2 separate regions of the Homo sapiens genome follow, and region 2 is linked to region 1. Evidence: read pairs that join two places in POLR2A ChIA-PET (ENCODE). Cell type or tissue: PC-9. All regions are shown on one strand. Links, peaks and the distances in the headings refer to the core of each region. The heading gives the core; the rest is flanking DNA. Region 1 holds the start of PRM2 (protamine 2). Region 2 overlaps LOC105371082 (a long non-coding RNA gene).

Evidence for each region. ChIA-PET counts read pairs that join two places held together with the same protein. Peaks named below come from ENCODE experiments on the same cell type or tissue, not always from the same donor. Only the 100,000 strongest peaks of a DNase experiment are listed, where the experiment ranks them.
Region 2: POLR2A ChIA-PET joins it to region 1 with 19 read pairs; 11 of 35 experiments call an interaction of 5 or more read pairs at or near these places.

Annotation. Positions count from the first base shown.
Region 1 is chr16:11,274,712-11,279,098 of GRCh38, forward strand. PRM2 (protamine 2) reads right to left here and starts at 1,769. Exons shown (of 2, transcript NM_002762.4): 1 at 1,389-1,769; 2 at 928-1,226. The coding sequence starts at 1,659. The coding sequence ends at 1,189. The region is part of intron 1 of LOC105371082 (a long non-coding RNA gene); the gene reads left to right. In PC-9, for the core only: no CTCF peak of the experiment used is centred there; no DNase peak of the experiment used is centred there.
Region 2 is chr16:11,338,436-11,342,822 of GRCh38, forward strand. The region is part of intron 1 of LOC105371082 (a long non-coding RNA gene); the gene reads left to right. LOC105371083 (a long non-coding RNA gene) reads right to left here. Exons shown (of 2, transcript NR_135174.1): 2 at 3,374-3,988. Among named protein-coding and RNA genes, the nearest start is that of RMI2, 4.8 kb to the right of the region's middle. In PC-9, for the core only: no CTCF peak of the experiment used is centred there; no DNase peak of the experiment used is centred there.

The DNA.
Region 1 (4,387 bases), core at 120-4,119:
GTTGTTGTTGTTTTGTTTTCAGAAACTCGTTGCTTCCTAAAGATTGGTCATTTCTGAGCACCAGAAATCCATTTGCCAACATATGGATTGGATCTTGCCAGTCTTATCCCCCCAGTCCTCAGTGGCTATGGTTGGCTAAGGTTGGCACTCTCCGAAGTGCCCCCTTCCTGATCCTGGAATCTATGATGTAAGGATTGTGAGATGGGGAGGTTATCTTGGGTTGTCCAGAAAGTCCCTCAGTGCAATCACAAGGGTCCTTGATTTCAGACAGGAGGGAGGAGTGATGCAGCCACAGGCCGAGGAGAGCAGGCAACAAGGATCGGATTCTGCCTGGGTCTCCAGAGGCTTCAGCCAGCACAGGCCTCACACAGCGCAGCCCATTACTCTGCATTCATCTACTCCTTGCCTTTTGCCGTCTCTGTGCTGACCAAGTTGTTGCTGGAGCATGCCAGACCTGTTTCCCACCTCGAAGCTGTGGCCTGCACTGAGCAGTGCCCCCACCTCTGCCCCCACCGTTTACACTTCCAACCACCCAACACTCAAGATGGGTTGTGTTTTTAAACTGTGGCACACAGTAGGCATTTAAATATGGCCACAAGGTGCCTTGGCATCTTTGTGACTTAATTAGGACTCGATCTGTTCTAACCATTTTCTCCTTTCATGAGGTAGGATCAGGTTCTTCACTGGAGGGGGATCCAGACAGACTAATGTGGCCTTTGACACCATGGAAGGATGCACAATAGACAGGACAGCATCATAGGGTGGCCTCCCAGGCACAGTAACCCTCTCCTAGGTGTCCTGAGAGCATCAGAACTCCCGCCCTACCTGCCTCTGAGGAAGGGCTGCAGAGAAGCCTCTACCCGCCCTGGGCGTGAGGGAAGCCAGGTTTGTGTGATTCGTGCAAAGAAAACCCGACAGGCCAGCGAGTGTCTTGTCAAGCTTTATTGGGCAGGTGACTTTTGCTCGTTTCACTCAGATCTTGTGGGCTTCTCGGCGGCAACTCAGGGCTTGAGCATTTGATGTAGGGGAGTTGCTATGGCCTCACTCGGTGTTTCTTGGGCAGGTGACTTTCTCTTAACTTCCAGCTGGGGGCTTGAGCATTTGATGTAGGGGAATTGCTATGGCCTCACTTGGTGTTTCGGGCGACTTTTTCTTAATTTCCAGCTGGGGGTGAGGGGCCCAGGAAGCTTAGTGCCTTCTGCATGTTCTCTTCCTGGTTCTGCAGCCTTTTGGGAAAGAAAGTTCTGGTTGAGGGGGTCACCTAGGGACTCTGGGTGGGGACGGGGGTTAGGGGGCTGGAGCTTTTGTCAGGTGGGGTGGGTCCCCGCCTCCCTCCTGTGCCTGGGGTGGTCAGGGACATGCAGGGCAAGGCGGGGGCGCAGGCAGACCTCTGCGATGCCTCCTCCGGTGCCTGCAGGAGCGTCTTTTGCGCCTTCTGCAGGAGCGATGCTGCCGCCTGTGGATCCGGTGCAGCCTCCTTCGAGAGCAGTGTCTGCGCCTATAGTGAGACTGGCCATGGGTCCTCTCGTAGACCTCGACGTGCTCCGGGCTCAGCCCTTGCTCCTCTTGGCCGTGGTGTCCTTGCTCTTGCCCATGCAACTGCTGCCTGTACACCTCGTGCGAGCGTTCGCTCAGGCTCCTCACGCGGTATCGGACCATGGTGTTGGGAGATCTGGTGGCTCCTGGGCTGAGGCTGCAGTGGGCCCTGGAGTAGGGGAGGAGGGCGGAGGCCTGCCCACCTGCCCTTGGTGTTACTGTTGGTCTGGTCTGCAAGGCTCCCCGGGAGCTTGTATATAAAGGGGGCGCCCACTATGACTCTGCGGCCCCGCCCAGTCCCCACCCTGCCCAGCCTCCTCTGTGAGGGCAGCACAGGGCCAGGGGTCACAACTAGCAGGGCCCTGGCACCCAAGCTGCAGGGCTGGAAGGGCGAGAGACCCCCTTGCCTTGCCTGTAAAGCATGTCCTCTGTCTCTTGCAGTAGGTGAACCATACAGATGGCAGGTGTTTTATTGCCTAATCCAAGCCCTCATCTCCCCAAGCCGGTGGGTGCGCACATTGTCATTTGGAAGCTTCCTTGCCAACTCACTGCTGTGCCACAGCCACCATGTGGAAGGGACTTCCGTGCTTGGATCTCTGTGCACACAGCTTACTGTTAAGATGGCAACAGCAGCAAACAGTTCCCTAATAGCTCCTATGTGCCAAGCATTGATTCATTTATTTCCCATACATTCACTCATTCTCTCTCTCTCTCTCTCTCTCTCTCTCTCTCCTCTTTTTGTTTTGAGGCACTGTCTGTCGCCCAGGCTGGAGTGCAGTTGTGCAATCATGGATCATAGCAGCCTCTACCCCTCCAGCTCAGATGATCCTGCCACCTCAGCCTCCCGAGTAGCTGGGACTATAGGCGTGTGCTGCCACTCCCAGCTAATTTTTTGTATTTTTTGTGGAGATAGATAGGGTTTCACCATGTTGCCCTGGCTGGTCTCACACTCCTGGCCTCAGTGAGCCTCCCATGTCGGCCTCCCAGAGTGCTGGGATTACAGGTGTGAGCCACCACCCTTGCATTCCTCACTCTTACAATCCTCATTTTCTGTGGGGCAAACAGGCATGAAGAAGTTGAGTTGCTCAAGGCCACTCTGCTGAGAAGGCCAGGCCGGGCCAGCATTCAGACGGAGACAGCCTGGTTTTAGTCATACCCTTGGCTCTCCACCTCCTCCCTAGCCCAGGGAATGCTCCCCTCTCCGCCTCCAAAATATTCATCTTCTCCCCTCCCGCTCGGCCTTGCCGGGGCTTCTCATTGAACTTTGATGATCCCATTAAAGTCCGGGATCAGAATCACAGAAACTGCAAAACCAGTTTCCCTTTCATGGAGGGCAGGGAGAATGTGGGAATGTGGCAGATACACAAATTTAAGGACTTGAAGATGCAGAGATCATCCCAGATGATCTGGGTTGGCCCAGTGCAGTCACGAGGGTCCTTAGAAGAGAGAATAGGGAGGCAGGAGGGTCACAGGAAGAGAAACTGGGAGACACCACACTGCTGGCTTTGAAGATGGAGGGAGAGGCTATAAGCCAAGGGATGCAGGCGGCCTCTAGAAGCTGGGATGGACAAGGAAATGGGTTATCCTCCCCTCGTGCATCCAGGAGGAACACAGCCCTGCTGACCCCTTGATTTTAGCCCCATGAGACTTCTTTCAGAATTCTGACCTGCAGACCTGTAAGATAATGCATTTATGTTGTTTAAAGCTACAAAATTTGTGATGATCTGTCACAGTGGCAATAAGAAACAAATTCAGGAGGCTTAATCTTCAGATCCTTACAGGAGGTGATGGGTGATATTGCCATGCCCTTGGTGTTTCTATGCTGCCTCTCTTTAGGGATAAGAAGGTCCTTTATGATGGCCCTCAAGCTCTTCGAGGGCGCGTGTTAAAAATATGAATGCTGAGGCCTTACCCTACGTCCCGCTAAGTCAAATCTCCATGGCCAAAGCTTGCAGATGAAAATAAGAAGGGGCGGGGCAGGGCTCGGTGGCTCACACCTGTAATCGTAGCACTTTGGGAGGCTGAGGCGGGTGGATCACCTGAGGTCAGAAGTTCAAGACCAGCCTAGTCAACATGGTGAAACCCTGTCTCTACTAAATATACAAAAATTAGCCGGGAGTGGTGGCGGGCGCCTGTAATCCCAGCTACTCAGGAGGCTGAGGCAGGAGAATTGCTTGAACCCAGGAGGCAGAGGTTGCAGTGAGCTGAGATGGCACCATTGCGCTCCAGCCTCGGCAACAAGGGCGAAACTTCGTCTAAAAAAATAAAATAAAATAAAATAAACATAGGAAGGGGCTGGGTGTGGTGGCTCACACCTGTAATCCCAGCACTTTGAGAGGCCGAGGTGGGAAGATCACTTGAGCCCAGGAGTTTGAGACCACCCTGGGCAACATAGTGAGGGCTCTGTCTACAAAAAATAAAAAAAATAGCCTGGGTCCATGGTGGCATGTGCCTGTAGTTCCTGCTACTCAGGAGGCTGAGATGGGAGGATTGCTTGAGCACAGATCAAGGCTGCAGTGAGCCACGTTCACACCACTGCACTCCAGCCTGGGTGACAGAGCAAGACCCTTATCTCAAAAAAAAAAAAAAAAAAGGCACACCCAGGGGTCTGCCTGTCCAGCCAAGCTGCTATCATGATCCGAGTGTGTTATGGGGAGTCATTGCTAAAGTGATCAGGGTCATGGTAGTGCCAGGGCTAGCACTGAACTCTCATGTGCTCACTTGAAAGAACATGGTTGTTGATACCCACCGTAGGTGAGTGCAGTGGCTCATGCCTGTAATCACAGCACTCTGGGAGGCCAAGGCAGGAGAATCGCTTGAGCCCAGGAGTTTGAGACCAGCCTGGGCAACA
Region 2 (4,387 bases), core at 157-4,156, 64 kb after region 1:
CAAGGTGGAAGGGGCAAAAGAGCTCTCTGGGGACCCTTCTTAAAAGGACACTAATCCCATTCATGAGGGCTCCATCCTTATTCATGAGACCTAACCACCTCCCAAAAGACCTACCTCCTAACACTTTCACGTTGGGAATTAAGTTTCTTTTTCTTTCCTTTTTTAAATTTTCTTTTTACATTTTTTCCCTTTTTTTTTTGAGACAGAGTCTTCCTCTCGTCGCCCAGGCTGGAGTGCAGTGGCACATTCTTGGCTTGCTGCAGTCTCCGCCTCCCAAATTCAAGTGATTCCCCTGCCCCAGCCTCCTGAGTAGCTGGGATTACAGGCACCCACAACCACGCCCAGCTAATTTTTGTATTTTTAGTAGAGATGGGGTTTCACCACGTTGGCCAGGCTGGTCTCAAACTCCTGAGGTCAAGCAACCTGCCCACCTCGGCCTCCCAAAGTGCTGGGATTACAGGCGTAAACCACCACATCCAGAGTATTCTAGTTTTTTGAGACTATACAATAAATTATAGTTAACCACATACAGTGGAACATATGAATTTGGGAGGAGAGGGCACAAACATTCTGTTCACGCCATGGCAGTGTGCCGTGGACAGCAGAAATCACTACTGGTGCAGAGGGCTAGAGAGTGTCAGTCATCAGGCACTGAGGTGTGACTTTACCCTATTCTACCCATGCTCCCTTGAGCCCAGCCCTGGGCCTGCGTGAAGTGGAGAAAAAGGGGCACCAGAGGCCAAGATGCATCGACTTTCACATGACCTGGTGATACTCTGTGAGTGAGAGAGCAGAAGTTTGCTTGTCACTGAGTAGGGGAGGGCTGGGCCCCAGAATCATTCTAGGGTCCCACCCCCAGACATTCCAATGCAGGAAGGCTGTGCTGCAGCCCTGGAACCTACAGTTGTCCCCAGATGTTGTGTTCTTGAAAGAACTGTGCAGTGAACATCAATCACCCACCATGCGGATTCCACAATGAACAGTTGACTCTAGTTGCCTTATCTCAGCTCTAGCCACCTGTCCTTCCCTCTATCCACCCATCCATCCACCTTATTTCTTATCTTTTTTTTTTTTTTTGAGATGGAGTCTCACTCTGTCGCCCAGGCTGGAGTGCAGTGGCGCCGTCTCAGCTCACTGCAAGCTCCGCCTTCCGGGTTCACGCCATTCTCCTGCCTCAGCCTCCAGAGTAGCTGGGACTACAGGTGCTCGTCACCACGCCTGGCTAATTTTTTGTATTTTTTAGTAGAGACAGGGTTTCACCGTGTTAGCCAGGATGGTCTCAATCTCCTGACCTTGTGATCCACCTGCCTTGGCCTCCCAAAGTGCTGGGATTACAGGCGTGAGCCACCACGCCCAGCCATCCACCTTATTTCTTGTTGCATTTCAAAGTAAGTTGCATCCAAAGTAAGTAAGAGACATCCATCCACTGCCCCTTTGCATACTTTGGCAGGCATTTCATTAAATACAGTTCAAAATTTGTGTGCGTGTATGTGTGTGTTTTCATAAAACCTGTATTTCCAAAAAAAAAATTCCCCAGAGTATTCTTCCACGGTGCCAATCCAGGATAGTGGGTAAGACGTTATGTTAAGAACCACCATCCTGATTACTGAGACACCTAAGAGGAACCCTTTATAAGGGTTCCCAGGGTGGGGATGGGTTCCTGGCTCTACCTTCTCCTAGCTGTGTGGTCTGGGGTAGGTCACATCACCTGTCCAAGCCTCAATGTCCTCATCTCTAAATTGGGCTTAAGAAAAGTATCTACTTCTTAGGGTTGTCATGAGGAATAACTGAGTCTCTGCACATGAAGTGACTGGCATGGTGCTTGGCACATAGTAAGGGCTCAGCTAATAACAGCTTTTGCTATTTTGAAGATGTCACTGTATGGATACCCTTCCAGAACAACCCATTTTATTTTATTTTATTTTATTTTTTCCTTCAAGACCGAGTTTCATTCTTGTCGCCCAGGCTGGAGTGCAGTGGCATGATCTCAGCTCACTGCAACCTCTGCCTCTTGGGTTCAAGTGATTCTCCTGCCTCAGCCTCCCAAGTAGCTGGAATTACAGGCACGTGCCATCATGCCCAGCTAATCTTTATATTTTTACCGGAGACAGGGTTTCACCATGTTGGCCAGCCTGGTCTCGAACTTCTGGCCTCAGATGATCCACCCACCTTGGCCTCCTAAAGTGCTGGGATTACAGGCGTGAGCCACCACGCCCCACCCAGAACAACCCCTTTTCTTAGTGTAGTAGGGTTGTTTCTGGAAACCAGAAGCATTTTTGGCCTGATTGGCCTGGGAACTGGTGAACGAGCAGATTGAGGATAAAGCCAAGGCCTACAATTCCTCTCACCTTACCTTTGTCCTCACTGGTGCAGGTGGCAGGAAACCGCCTTCCAAGGATCTTTGATCTCACTGGGAAGCTGGAGCTCGGGGAGGCTGGCACAGGGGGTTGCTTCAGGCCTGAGTGTGAGGGTGATGGATTGTGGTGTGGGGGAGGGGGGATAATCCTCCCTAGAGGGGAGGCTTACCCAACATGTGTCAACAGACCCCACTTGTCTGCTCATGACTGTAATTTAAAATGCTGATTTTGCAACTCTTGGAGCTGGTGGAACACTACAGCCCCTTGGCTATTTTGCAGGAGATTTAAGGACCTGCACGTTAGTGAACATGCAGGCTGCCTTGGTGCCTGAAGCAGAGGTCACGTTCTAGAGAGAGTTTGCAGATTGGAAGCCCACGGGCCAGAGTCAGTCCATGGATGACTTTCTGGGGCACATGGTTTGTTTTTGTTCCTTTGTTTCAGAATTGAATTGTTTGCCAGCATTTTTTTTTTAAACATGGAAATTATACATGAAAATGTCTTGAGCTGGGCGCGGTGGCTCACGCCCGTAATCCCAGCACTTTGGGAGGCCAAGGCAGGTGGATCATCTGAGGTAGGGAGTTCGAGACTAGCCTGGCCAACATGGTGAAACCCCATCTCTACTAAAAATACACAAAATTGGCCGGGCGTGGTGGCGGGCACCTGTAATCCCAGCTACTTGTAAGGCTGAGGCAGGAGAATCACTTAAACCTGGGAGGTGGAAGTTGTGGTGAGTTGAGATCGTGCCATTGCACTACAGCCTGGGCAACAGAGTTAGACTCCATCTAAAACAAAACAAAAACAAACGAAAAAAAGAAAATGTCTTGAAAAATCAGATCTAGCAACAATGGGCCCACAGTCCTGCACGACAACCACCGGCTGAGTGTGATGGACCCCTGTTGCCGGGACATCAGAAGGCCAGTTTGCCCCTGCTACACCAGGGTTACCTGTCTGTCTGCTGCTGACAACTTAGTTTGAGAACCCAGGCTTTACTGGTAAGATAGACACAGACACAACTATTTATGGCTCAAAACAGAGGGCAGTGAGTATTGTAGCTTAGGACAGTGGTTCTCCATAGAGGTGATTTAGTACCCTAGGGGACAGTGGCAATGTCTGAAGACATATTTTGGTTGTTGCAACTTGAGGAGGGTGCCATGGCATCTCGTGGGTGGAAAGCAGGGGTACTGCTCCATATCCTGCAGTGCACACGACAGCCCCCACGACAAAGATTATCCAGCCCCAGTGTCAGTAGGGCTGAGGTTGGGAAACTGTGGATTAGGGGCACCACCAAACTGGTCTGGAAGGAAGAGGTTAATTCCAGTGGTGGGGCTCAACAAAGGCTCTGTGAAGAGAAGAGGTCTTGCTGCTGAGCAGGCACTTGATGACTAAGCCAGGTTTCAACTGAGAGCGACTGAGGGGGAGGCATGTCAGGCAGAGAACAAACAACACAAGCAAAGGTCTAGAGGCACCTTTGATGGGTGGAGGTGGGTGAGAGTGTGAACAGTGAGATGGAGCCTGTAGTTCAAGATACATGAAGTTTGGGGTCAGGTGGATTTGGGTTTGAGTTCTGACTCTGCCACTCACTAGCCATGTGGCTTCAGGCTTGTCATTGGCTTGAACCTCAGTTTCATCATCTGTAAAATGGGGATAAGACATGAGGTTATGTAGAGCCAGACTCATCTATCCCCAGTCCTCCATTTCTACTCTGTGTCCCAGCCATCCTTAACTACTGGCAGTTTGCTACATGCTTCTTGCTTTGTCTCCCCTGTCTGGCCCCTCCATGTGCAGTTCCCTCTGCCTGGAATGCTCACATGCCAGATGTGTGGATTACACCATCAAGGTGTTATAAACCCGGTGCTGACATGCTAAGACTTGTGTTTTGAAAAGATCACTCTGCCAGCAACATGGTGTTGGGCTTGTGGGAGCAGGTGCAGGGAATCTGGAGGCCAAGGGAATGATGGGGGATTCCCAGGCTCATACAAGAAGCCTGGGGGCTTCTCCCTTCACGCTAACTCCCTTCTCCGTCACTTCTC